Regions from separate parts of the Homo sapiens genome. Here region 2 is linked to region 1. Evidence: chromatin contacts called from ENCODE Hi-C or POLR2A ChIA-PET data. All regions are on one chromosome and are shown on one strand. The core of a region is the stretch at or near the end of the contact, and the rest is flanking DNA. Distances in the headings are between cores, read along the strand shown. Region 1 has its middle 64 kb from the start of MIR7706. Region 2 overlaps AKAP13 (A-kinase anchoring protein 13).

What was found. Hi-C counts contacts between places; a loop is a spot of excess contacts on that map. ChIA-PET counts read pairs that join two places held with the same protein, here RNA polymerase II (POLR2A). Pooled maps may share reads with other maps.
Region 2: a loop to region 1 is called in a pooled map, with 2.5 times the contacts of the local background. The contact joins two enhancer-like sites. A Hi-C loop is called at or near these places in 2 of 50 pooled maps. POLR2A ChIA-PET finds 5 or more read pairs at or near these places in 5 of 52 experiments (MCF 10A, OCI-LY7, Panc1 and 2 more).

What each region holds. Positions count from the first base shown.
Region 1 is chr15:85,313,354-85,319,767 of GRCh38, forward strand. No RefSeq gene overlaps it. Among named protein-coding and RNA genes, the nearest start is that of MIR7706, 64 kb to the right of the region's middle. RefSeq lists an enhancer at 5,152-5,251. Within about 2 kb of position 4,943, at least 7 of the 41 ENCODE cell types and tissues checked have a DNase peak (open chromatin) inside an H3K27ac peak, as active enhancers do.
Region 2 is chr15:85,643,800-85,650,557 of GRCh38, forward strand. It overlaps AKAP13 (A-kinase anchoring protein 13), which reads left to right. Exons shown (of 37, transcript NM_007200.5): 10 at 2,019-2,155. Among named protein-coding and RNA genes, the nearest start is that of LINC02883, 110 kb to the right of the region's middle. Within about 2 kb of position 2,837, at least 4 of the 41 ENCODE cell types and tissues checked have a DNase peak (open chromatin) inside an H3K27ac peak, as active enhancers do.

The DNA.
Region 1 (6,414 bases), core at 3,693-6,192:
TGGTGTCTGGGATCCCAAGGTTTCTATACTGTCACTGTAGCCCATACTCAGCTTTTACCAAATCATTACAAATTTTAGTTGACTTCTTACCTACTAATATGGTACCCAATGTTTCTACCACCCATGCTCTGCCCAAAGGGGAGCTAATGTGTGGATCTTCTCTCTTCTCAGAGGGGCCGGTCTTTGCTTGGATTTCAGGCTGCTTAGTCACCCTCCAAACTGAATTCTCAGATGGGTTTAAGAAAAGTTATAATGTTGCAGTTTATCTGGCTTTTTCTTGTTATGTGGGAGTAATACTTTTTTAGCTTTCTATATCCTTGGTGAAAGTAGAGTCTATCTATATCTTTAACTCTTATTTCTTTTTTTTTTTATTTTGAGATAGGGTTTCACTCTGTCACCCAGGCTAGAGTACTGTGGGGCTATCACAGCTCACTGCAACCTCAAACTCTCTGGGCTCAGGAGATCCTTCCATCTCAGCCTCCCAAGCAGCTGGGATTACAGACACATGCCACCACACCTGGCTAATTTTTTGTGTTTTTAGTAGAGACAGGGTTTTGTCATGTTGCCCAGGCTGGTATCAAACTCCTGGGCTCAAGCGATCTACCTTCCTCAGCCTCCCAAAGTTCTGGGATTACAGGCATGAGCCACTGCACCTGGCCTAACTCTTCATTTCTTAATTTAAAAAATTTTTAAAGAGATCCAAATTATATCAATAAAAAAATAAATTAAAAAAAAAAAAAAAAAGAGATCCAAATTAGTGAAGTGACATCATATGTTAAATCTGGTTGTTGGTTCCACGGCCTGGCAAAGAATTTTTTAGCTGGCCACATCATCTTGAATTAAAACTTCATTTCCCACCTATCACGCAATTAGATGTGGCCACGTTACTACATTTTAGCCAACAAGATATGAATGAAAGTGTGGTATAAACATTCTTGGGAGTTTCTTTAGAGAGAAAGAGGAATTCCTATGGGGTAGGATGTGGGTGAGATTTCTGGAGTTCCAACAACCATCTTGCAAATGCAAAGGCATCCCAAGAATGGCACACCAGAGAGGTGGAGGTTGCATCCCCAGTGCTGATGATATAGAACTGCCAAACCAGCCCTGGATTGACCATCTACAGACACAGTTTAGGTGACAGAAAAATAAATGTCTTTCTTGTCTAAGCCCATGTTATTGCCTGGAATGAAGAGGAACTCATTCTATTGCCACCCATCTTAATCCAAACTGCCACACTTGGTGACATATTGTTTTGGTATGTTTGAATTATTTCATAATCTAAATGTTTAATTAAAGCAAAATTGCACAGACAGTAAAAATATCAACAATATATAAATATGCATTGAGGAAGAGAAATATGTCAACATTGCTTCTCTCTGGGTAGTGAGATTATGTGTACGTTCTTTTCTTTTATCCTCAGCCATGTCTATTCGACTTTTCCACATTGAGCATGATTCATTGAAGTTTTTGTTATACTGAAGCGTGGTTCTCCTCCTCTGCTGGCACTGGTATGTCATCGCCTCTGGGCTGCTTAGAAGACTCCTTTAGCATGTGCTATTTCCATAGCACCTCTCTGCAACCTTCATCTTTCTTTGTGAGTCTCTTCCTCCTGACCATGTGGTAGCTCCATTCTGAAACCAGAATTATAAATAAATAAAGACTTGGATTTGCCTCTGTCTTTCCCCACACTTAATACTTCCTGCTCCTGTTCACCAAGGAGGAGATTTTCTCCCAACCAGTGACTTCAGCTTCAATTAGGAGTTCCAAAGCAATCCTGGCACTCTTGGCTTTAGCATCCTTTCTCAAATGTCTTGGAATAACTGCCAAGCACTGTATTGGAGACCATAACATTACCTAGGATCTCCCAGGGACCAAGAACCACTGTCTCCTTGAATTCTGGATGATCTGCTACTTCACAATAAGTTCCAAACTCATAAAGAGTATCCAAAGCCCCAGAGTTTGAGGGTAATCTTTGTTTCCCTCCTTGTTCAAGACAGTACATTTTACTGACCTGGTATATTCTTTATCTATTGCTGCATTGAAAATTACTCCAGTTGGGCTACAGTCAACACAAGGTTCAACTGGGACAAGATATACTTCCAAACTCATCCGGTGGCTGTTGGCAGGTTTCACTTCCTTTTGGGCCGTTGGGCTGAGGACCCAGTTCTCTGCTGGATGCTGACTAGAAGCTGCCCTGGATTTCTTGCCTTGCAGGTTCCTCCAACATGGCAGCTGGTTTCAGCATCAAAGCACACAAGCCAAGAAGTCAATAGAGAGGAGAAAGCAGCAGCAAGAGAGATTCCTAGCAAAGTAGAAATCACAACCTCTTGCAACCTCATCATGAAAGTGACATCCCATTGCTTTTGTCATATTCCATTCATGAGAAGCAGGTCAATAGGTCTGGCCTGAACACAAGGGGAGGAGCTTACCTAAAGAGGTAAGGACCAGGAGTTAGAGAGCACTGCAATATATCTTAGGAGTCTGCCTACCGCACGAGGCCTCACCATCAGTCCAAAAGTCCCCTTCAGTTTTTCCCAGGAGATCTAGCAGGACCTCAGGCAACCTGGACTTCAAATGACCCCTTCTGCTATCCCTAGTTCTATATGTAGCAGCCCAGACACATTAATTTCTACTTTCCAAAGTTGTTCTTCTGTCCTCTACTTGTCACACCATCAAATTTAGTTTGGGCTTTCAGAGAATGAAAATGGCAGACAGACAAAAGGAAAGCTTATCTGAAGTTTAAGATTTTAAGGATGCTGCCAGTTTCCAAAAGCAATTCTACCCTGGTAAAATAAAATCCTTATTCTGCTCGTCCAGGACACTTGACCCAGAGCCCAACAAGGCGGTATTCCCGTTCACACTCACTGAAGCCACTCTGTCTTCCTGCAAGAGTTATCTTGGCCCTAGTCTGTAGCTCATCTCCTACAGGGGCACTTAAAAGGAAACAACAGTTCTTGGTCCAAAGCAATAAAGAGACAAGTGAGTCATAACAGTCTGGGTTCTTCACCAGCATAAGCGCTTCCATGAATCGCCTCTATAAAAACCCTGCCCTTCTAGCCCAAGCCGTGTTCCAAGTTCCAAAACCTTCCATTCAAGGGTTTTATAACTCAGCCCTGTGCTCAGAAATGTCACTGCACATAAGAGGGCCTTTGATCTCTGGCCATACCCAAGCCCATAGTCTGCAGCGAAGCGTGCTTTGATAACTATCTAAAGAGAAAAGCACTTTGGTTTCCTCTCATCTATTTCTATTCTACTTTTAATAAGCTGCTTAGCTTCAGGCGTCTGCCCTCTGCCCTCCAAGCTTCATCTCAACCAGAAGTAAAACAGGCTTGTGGTTGTGTGCTTTGAGAGCTCATGAAATAACAATAGTGGTAGCAAACACCAATAAAGGGCTTACTACGTGCCAGGCACCATCCTAAGTAGTTTCTGTAGGTTATCCTATGTAGGTTTTCACAGATGAGGAAATGGAAGCATAGAAAGGCACTGAGTGACTAGCTTTCTGATGAAGTCACAGTCAGAGAAACAGAGCCAGAAGTTAAAATCAAGCAACGCATCTCCAAAATGCATCTTACCCCTGTGCAATGAAAGAGAATACAAGCCCCCTCAGAGAAGGGAAAATATGAAGTCAGAAATACGAGTATTTCTTTAATAAGAGAGAAGATTTGCAGCAAACTCCTTCAATCTAGAAACACTTTCTTTTTCCAGGTACTGTGTTAGAAATCCCTTCAGTAGGAAAACTAAATGGGCAAGTCTTTAAACCAAACCAAAATGTTTCCTGAGCTTTCAATGAATCAAATTGAACTCAAGGCCCCAAGTCTGAATAAATTATGCCCTAAGATCTGTCAGAAGCAGTAGATTTCTTCTATTGGGTTTTTCTTCCATTCGATATAAAGACATAAGCGCTCTGTTGCTGCCCAATTGCTTTATTAAAAAAAAAACATATATATATATATATATATATATATATATATATATTTGAGACGGAGTCTCGCTCAGTCGACCGGGCTGGAATGCAGTGGCAGGATGTTGGCTAAGTGCAACCTCTGCCTCCCACGTTCAAGTGATTCTTCTGCCTCAGTCTCCCAGGTAGCTGGGATTACAGGCTCCCACGACCACGCCCAGCTAATTTTTGTATTTTTAGTAGAGATGAGGTTTCACCATGTTGTCCAGGCTGGTCGCAAACTCCTGACCTCAAGTGATCTGCCCACCTCAGCCTCCCAAAGTACTGGGATTACAGGCATGAGCCACCATGCCCGGTACAGAAACTTTCTTACTCATTTGAATTGAAAACTTCTATGTTTTTAAAGCATATTTTCATTAAGTGTGGAAATTCATAAAATACGGTTAGGTAGGAAGACGATGTTCACAAATTAGGTTTATAATCTATCATTTCAAACTTCGCTGTATTCAAAAATTAGTTATCTAAAATTAACTCCAGAGAAGTTTGTATGTACAAATAGTTGTTATAACAAAAGCTACCTTTCTTTTCTCAATCCGTGTCATGTGGATCTAAGCCCCTGCCTCAGAAATGGGGTGGGCATGTGTGTCCTCTTGGTGAGACCACTCTACCGCCCTAGCCAATGTGATTGCTTCAGAGATGGTTACATAGCCCTAGCTGGACCATTAAAAGTCTCCAAACCTTTGCTGGAATTATTGAGAGAGAGAGCATTCAAAAAGAACTCAGTATATAAAAAATACTGGAGTTAATAAGCAAGTAAAATATTAACAGAAGACTGTATATGCCCCAGGCCACCAGATGGGGGAGAGTGCACCTGAAAAGAGGCCAATACAGAAGAAAGCAGATAGAAATAGCTTCCAATGATCCTGTGGGGGCCTGGATCCAGCTGTACCTGAATCTCCTCCAATGCTATGCAGTTACATATGCCAGTAAGTCTTTTTTGCCTTTAAATCTGTGCATTGGGTTTCTGCTCCTTGTAACCTAGGGAGTCCTGACTAGTTCCTAGGAGCAGGTGTGCTTCCAGATCCTGTTCAGTTGCTACTGACCACAGCAGGTAGTGTGAAATGACACCCCAGAGAGCTGTGTATTTCAATGCCACACCCACATTCTGGGTGTGCCTGTGAAAGCAATCCAGCAGCAGTGTGCACAGCTGGAGCTGACTTAAGAGCTCCTAGGAAGGCCCAACCCTACAGCTAAAGGTCATGTAAAGACGTTGTGGAGAGATAATAAACAACACACACATACGCACCCATTAGGCAAAAATACCACATATTTTCTTCTCAGAGGAAATAACCATGAGCAAAGTATGGATATGAGTCAGTAACTGACTATAATTAGGGGCTTCCCTCCCACCCCAGTAACATCTGAATCAAGGCAGAGGACATTCCAGCAGTCCAGCAGTTGGTAAAGAACTAACCACATCTTTCTTGATGTTTCCTGTGACTCGATCCTTGCAGAACAGGGCACTGCAAGTCAGAAAATAGCTTCCTAGGAGAATTTAATACTAAGGAATTGGGAGTTTCCTCCGTCTATCAGAACCAAAATCATTCTACCTTAAGCCTTGGGGTTTGGAGCTCAACATAACCCAAGCATCCACTCTAGGAATCCCCCATCTGCTGCATAACTTTGGGTCCATTTGTATTTCAAAACTCTATTATGACTAGATATCCATATGCAGAAGAATGAAACTAGGCCCCTATCTCTCACCATATATAAAAATCAAATCAGCCAATTGCAGTGGCTCATGCCTGTAATCCCAGCACTTTGGGAGGCCGAGGCGGGCGGATCACCTGAGGTCGGGAGTTCGAGACTAGCTTGACCAACATGGAGAAACCCTGTCTCTACTAAAAATGCAAAACTAGCTGGGCGTGGTGGCACATGCCTGTAATCCCAGCTATGCAGGAGGCTGAGGCAGGAGAATCGCTTGAACCCAGGAGGCAGAGGTTGCGGTGAGCCGAGATCATGCCATTGCACTCCAGCCTAGGCAACAAGAGCGAAACTCAGTCTCAAAAAAAAAAAAAAATCAAATGAAAATGGATTAAAGACTTACATCTAAGACCTGAAGCCATAAAACTACTAAAAGAAAACACTGGGGAAATGTTCCAGGACATTGCTCTGGGCAAATGTTTCCTGAGTAAGACCTTAAAAGCACAGGCAACCAAAGCAAAAGTGGACAACTGGGAACATCTCAAGCTAAAAAGTTTCTGCACAGCAAAAGAAACAATCAACAAAGTGAAGAGACAACTCACAGAGGGGAGAAAATATCTGCAAACTACCCATCTGACAAAGGATTAATAACCACAATATATAAGGAGCTCAAACAACTCTATAGCAAAAAAAGAAAAATCCAATTTAAAAATGGGCAAAAGATCGGAATAGACATCTCTCGAAAGAAGACATACAAACGAGGCTGGGCACCATGGTTCACGCCTGTAATCCCAGCACTTTAGGACGTC
Region 2 (6,758 bases), core at 1,587-4,086, 330 kb after region 1:
AAGCTCCTCGGCAAGCTGTATGTATCTCAGACGGTTTGACTGTCGTGACCCCATTACTACGTACACATTTTTGTTTATCAGTGTTCTACTTGAGATGTTATTTAGGAACAAGTACAGTCCCGAGGGTGTGGTCTGGATGGCACATAGCGACAGGACTGTCCCCGTTTTGGATGCCCGTGTACTATTTACTAATAGAGACTAAAACTATTAGTGTTTCTTTGGTTTTGTCATCACCTTGTACTGTCAGTTCCTTTTGAATTTGCTTCCCCCAAAACCTCCAAGTAGAGTTCTCTTTAACTCCTAGATAGCCAGGTTTCTTGCCCTGTCCCTCATCATTTAGTGTCACCTACAAATTTGATAAAGCATGCCTACCTGGTTGTCCAAATAACACATTAACTTGCTTACAAAAACAGAGATGCATGACTTTTATCTTCTTTTTTTTTTTTTTTGGAAATGAAGTTGCTCTCTGTCACCTAGGCTGGAGTGCAATGGCGTGATCTTGGCTCACTGGGCTCACTGCAGTCTCCGCTTCCCGGGTTCAAGCGATTCTTCTGCCTCAGCCTCCCAAGTAGCTGGGATTACAGGCACCTGCCACCATGCCTGGCTAATTTTTTGTATTTTTAGTAGAGACGGGGTTTCACCATGTTGACCAGGCTGTTCTCGAACTCTGGCCGCAGGTGATCCGCCTGCCTCAGCCTCCCAAAGTGCTGGGATTACAGGCTTGAGCCACCATGCCCGGCCATGACTTTTATCCTTAAAACTTCTTAGGGCCAGGCCCAGTGGCTCACACCTGTAATCCCAGCACTTTGGGAGGCTGAGGCAGGTGGATCACATGGTCAGGAGATGGAGATCATCCTGGCTAACACGGTGAAACCTCATCTCTACTAAAAATACAAAAAAAAAAAAAAAAAAAAAAATTAGCCAGGCATGGTGGCACGTGCCTGTAGTCCCAGCTACTCAAGAGGCTGAAGCAGGAGAATCGCTTGAACCCAGGAGGCGGAAGTTGCAAAAACTTATTGAAGGAAGCTCATATCCACTCAGTAATGGACTTGGGTTCTTGGTTTCACCATCCACAAATCTCTTTAACCGTGTTGGTACCCAGTCACATGTCACTTTTGTTTACAAAGTTAATAGCCTGGGCAACATGCCAAAACCCCATCTTTACAAAAAATAAACTGGACTTGGTGGCGTGTGCCTGCATTCTCAGCTACTTGGGAGGCTAAGGTGTGAGGATTGCTTGAGCCCAGGAGGTGGAGGTTGAAGTGAGCTGAGATCATGTCACCGTAGTACAGCCTGAGCAACAGAACGAGAACTTGTCTCAAAATAAACAACACAAAACAGAAAAGCAAAGTTAATAAGAGAGAATACCTTGCTTATTTCAAGCTACTAAGTTTTTAGGCTTCCTCAATGTACAAAGGTAGTATTTCTGTCACAGACCCCTCCCTCTAGCTTGCCAGGGTCCCTGTTCTAGTTATTGAACCGAAAACATTCTAAATGATAAATTTTTCCACTTTGGCATATTATGCCCCCAATTTAAGAGCTATTTATGGTAAGAAAAGTTAAATTATATTTCTGTTATTACTCAGTAGAACCTATAAGTTTAAAACAAACCCCATCACATAGTTGCTAGTAAAAGACTTTGGATTTTGAAGACAAAAGAAAAAAAATGCCCTCACTACCATGAGGAAAGCATTACCATTCAGGTATCTAAATAGAAGTAGAATATGCTTCTAAATCATCCTTTTATCTTTCTGTACCTAATATAAACGTGGCAGATGCATGATTGTCCTGTAGGAGCTATTTCAACCTAGAATTGGAGTAGCAGAGCTACTAATTTGACTGTGTCCTTTTATAGCTTCTTAATTTTGAAAAAAAGAAATAAGGAGGGAAGGAAGAGAAAAGAGTGAGAGAGAGATTTAAAAGACTGGTTGCTGGGGTGAAAAGGAAGTGGTTCTTTTTGTTTTTTGGTTTTTTTGTTTTTTTTTTTTCAATATTGGTGAATAAATTCTCTTTTTCAGAATGTGAGAACTTCCTGGATGTTGGACTGGGCAGAGAGTGTACCTCAAAACAAGGTGTACTTAAAAGAGAATCTGGGAGTGATTCTGACCTCTTTCACTCACCCAGTGATGACATGGACAGCATCATCTTCCCAAAGGTACTGTGTGGACCTTCCTTTCATTTTTGTCACACGGCTTTTGTGTTCCTATTTGGGCTTCCCAAACTCTTTTCCAACTTTTTCCCCCTCTTGTGCTCTCCTGTTTCCCTAAATATGTAACTCCTGCTAGTAAGTTGTGATCCAGCTAGCCTTGTAGGGCCTCACTCACTCTGAGAGGCATGTAAATGTTCTTTGGAGAAGGAAGCGCCAGATTACCAGGGTTTAGAAAAAGGCACTGGGCTGGGCATGGTGGCTCACGCCTGTAATCCCAACACTTTGGGAGGCTGAGGTGGGCGGACCCCTTGAGGTCAGGAGTTCGAGACCAGCCTGGCCAACATGGTGAAACCCCATCTCTACTAAAAATATAAAAATTAGCTGGACGTGCTCACTTGAACCCAGGAGGTGGAGGTTGCAGTGAGTCAAGTTCGCGCCACTAAACTCTAGCCTGGGTGGCAGAGCGAGACTCTGTCTCCAAAAACAAAAAAAAGGGAAAGAAAAAAGCATTGGCCAAAGTTATTTAATGTGAAATTGTGGCCAGTTAAATACAGATTTTGAAGCTCACTTGGGAGTCAGAAGAAATGGAAGTTCCTTTAGAATTAATTAAGTCAGATGACAGTGAACACTTCTCAGTGGGCAGCAAGGACCGCAGCTCAGACTATATGATGTCATATTTATAAACCAGCTGTAGAGTCATTTCTGGTTAATGTGTTTAGGCCTGAAGCTTCCTGCTGAGTGTGGTCATATCACTCATCCTCATCTAGCCTGCCTAATTGGAACTTTCTAGATCTCTGCAATAGAGCCCTTCCACATGAATCAGCTCACATTTGCATATAATTGGAGGCTGCCTAAGGGAGGTGGGGAATGGGGGTAGTTTGCTTTCTTTTGCTTATATTTGTTTCTAGTGGCAGCAAGTTCTGTTTTGCTCACCTGAGAAGAATAGAGGGCTTTCCCCACAGCAGAGATGGCAAATGCTACTCAATTATATGCCACAAGTGGTTTTCTTAATGGTAAGGAGGTGAAGAGGCGGAAACACTGTTGCATCTACCAACACGGTTCCTTCTAGTTTTATAATGAGCTCGGAGAAGTGGTGAGAGCAGTTGTGTTAGTGGGTGATTAGGTTGTCCAAGATGGTGAATGATGCTGTGTAGAAGTTACAAGAATAGGCCGGGTGTGGTGGCTCATGCATGTAATCCCAGCACTTTGGGAGGCCAAGGCGGGTAGATCACTTGAGGTCAGGAGTTCGAGACCAGCCTGGAAATGGTGAAAACCCGTCTCTACTAAAAATACAAAAAAATTAGCTGGGCATGGTGGCGCGTGCCTGTAACCTCAGCTACTCTGGAGGCTGAAGCAGGAGAATTGCTTGAACCCAGGAGGTGAAGGCTGAAGTGAGCTGAGATCACACCACTGCACTGCAGCCTGGGCAACAGGAGTGAAACTCCATCTCAAAAGTAAAAATAAAATAAAATAGAAGTTACAAGAAAAGAGACCTAAAGATTTGGGAATCAGGAGCATATCAGTGCCTCTGTGAATGTACCCTGTGTGCCTTCCTTTCATTTTTGGCCTTCCCTGACTTTTTTTTTTTTGAACTCATTGTCTTCCCAAGGTCTTTGGAAAGACTTATTTAATATGATGCAAACTTAAGGATTTCTATCATTGTCACTCATAGTGACTTGACAAAAAATTCTATGAAGTAAAAACTCCACATTTAGGACCGGGCGCAATGGCTCACGCCTGTAATCCCAGTACTTTGGGAGGCTGAGGCGGGCTGATCATGAGGTCAGGAGATCGAGACCATCCTGGCTAACACGGTGAAACCCCATCTCTACTAAAAATAGTGGTGGCGGGCACCTGTAGTCCCAGCTACTCGGGAGGCTGAGGCAGGAGAATGGCGTGAACCCGGGAGGCGGAGCTTGCAGTGAGCCGAGATTGTGCCACTGCACTCCAGCCTGGGCGACAGAGCGAGACTCCATCTCAAAAAAACAAAAAACAAAACAAAAAAAACTCCACATTTAGAAGATCTGCCTTTCTCTTTACTTAGGAAAAGAGAAATCAATAGTTTTATGTTATTTTATTTTTTTTTTAATAATATCAGAATTTAGGTAATTTCCACTGCGACTTTCGAGGTTTTAATTGTAAGGAATTCTGTTCCCCGCAAGGGGAATACCATTCTGAAGATATGTGTCGCTAAAAACATACTGAGATAAACAGATTAGATAGTATCTCTAAGTTCCAGCTTTAAAATGGGATCATTGATAATCATTGAAACTAGGTCATGGATATACAGAGATTTGTTAAACATTTATATATGTTTGAAAATTTTAACGTAAAAAGTTTTTTAAAAATGGAAGTGTCTTTGTTAAGAAATACTTCCTTGCAACCTCCTAGGTGCATGACAGCTTGTGCCTGGATGTTACCATCTCTGCAGACTCAGAGTTACTTCTGGTCACTTAATTGAATGGTTTTCTTAGCTAAGGAGAATTAGAATTTTCTATATTTCGCCGTCTTATTTTCCCAGAACCATTTACAAAATTGCTCATATAAATGGCCTGTGCTAGATTTGGAAGATTTTTTTTTTCAAGAATATTAGACATATAATTTTTAAAAGTTGAAGGAGGCCAGGCGTGGTGGATCTTAGCATTTTGGGAGGCTAAGGCAGGAGGATCACTTGAGTCAAGGAGTTTGAGATCAGCCTGGGCCAATATAATGGGACCTTGTCTCTACAAAAAATACCAAAATTAGCCAGACATGGTGGTGCACACCTGTGGTCCCAGCTATTCAGGAGGCTGAGGTGGGAAGATCACTTAAGTGTAGGAGGTTAACGCTGCAGTGAGCCGTGATGGCACCACTGCACTCCAGCCTGGGCGACAGAGCAAGACCCTGTCTCAAAAATAAATAAATAAATAACACCTACATTTTATACTAGACTGCTTAGGGAAAACCAGAAATGGTAGCTTCACTTTCACCTCCTCATGCATGCTTGAGAATGTCTGCATGGCCTGAGAAGAGATGGGGAGGATTTTTCTCTTAGTGTTTTTGCTGTACCAAAGTAGCCTGTGACCAGGAGAGGCTTTGCAATAAATGTTTGCTCTAGCATTAATAAAACCAAGGGCTGACTTACAAAAAGGAGAGAGACTAATATTGACAGGATACTTACTGTACAGTAGGTACTGAACTAAATTTTTAAAATATTTGATCTCAATTTGTCTGCCCAGCAACCCTGACAAGTGGGTGGTTTTATGCTCTTGAGGAAATAGAGGCACTGATAGGTAAAGAAATGTATCCAGAATTACTTAGTGGGTGAGCAGCCAACTTGAGGTTTGCATCTAGGCCTGACTCTAAAATCTGTTCATTTTTTATTTTACTCTCAACCTCCCCAAACCTGCTCTAATAGCCAGTGATTAAATAAAAGCGTGGCACTGGCAGATAGGCCATCAGCTGCTTCCTTAAAAGTCTTCCTCAGTGGTCACCCCCAGAGTGTGCTATGCAAAATATCAGAATGTCTTGCAGTTTGTTCCCAGGTTCTAACCCTCTTCTCCATCTCTAAAAAATAATCTGTAGGCGAGACATTGCAACATCTTTTTCTGTGAACCATGAGTGGTACATGAGGTCACTTCCTGCAGCCATTTGTGTCTCTGGCCTCACAGAGGTCTTTAACAGCCCGTAACGTTTGTCGTGACCTTTTCACCTTAACCCTGTCTTTCCATTCAGTATGCCTCCTGGTAAATGACTCTTTAGTGAGTGTTATGAGCTTCACGTTTATTCTCATGAATATGTGTGGGTTCCTAAGGTCTTTAATCAATAGCATAAAATTTAGATTTTATTTTTAAAGTGAAAAGAAATCCTAGGATTCTTTTTGGCACTAGCTAAGAGAGAAAGTACGATTATAAAATATACATGATCTAGGCCACTCTACTATCCAAAAGGATAATTAAAGTCTACAGGAAATATTAATAGTTGCTGCCTGTCTTCCCAAAGAGAGGTAAATCAAGGTCCTTCCATGTTATTTTTCTTCCCCAGGTTAGCAGATGTATCTACAATTGATTTAAAAAAATCAGAATGACTTATATAAGATACAAAACCTAAAGGGAACATCCTTCTTTCATGTGTTGTAGTTTTTCTCAGGTCCTTGATCCCCAAGCCAAAAAATTACTTAAAAAAAAACAATAAACCTTTTTGAGATAAAAATAAATGTAAGCCAGGCATGCTGGTTCACACTTGTAATCCCAACACTTCGGGAGGCTGAAGTGGGAGGACTGCTTGAGTCCAGGAGATTGACACCAGCCTGGGCAACATAGTGAGAACCTGTCTCCAGTAAAAAATTTAAAAATTAGCCAGGCATGGTGGCACACGTCTGTAGTCCCAGCTACTTGGGAGGCAGAGGCGAGAGGATCACTTGAGCCTTGAAGTTCAAGGCTGCAATGAGCTGTGATTGTGCAACTGCACTCCAGCCTGGGCAACAGAGGGAGATGCTGTCTTAAAAATAAATAAAAGTAAATGTATTTACAGAATCCTAATTAAGAAAATGACAATTGCGGCTGGGCGTGGTGGCTCATGCCTTTGAGAGGCCGAGGCAGGCGGATCACTGGAGGTCAGGAGTTCGAGA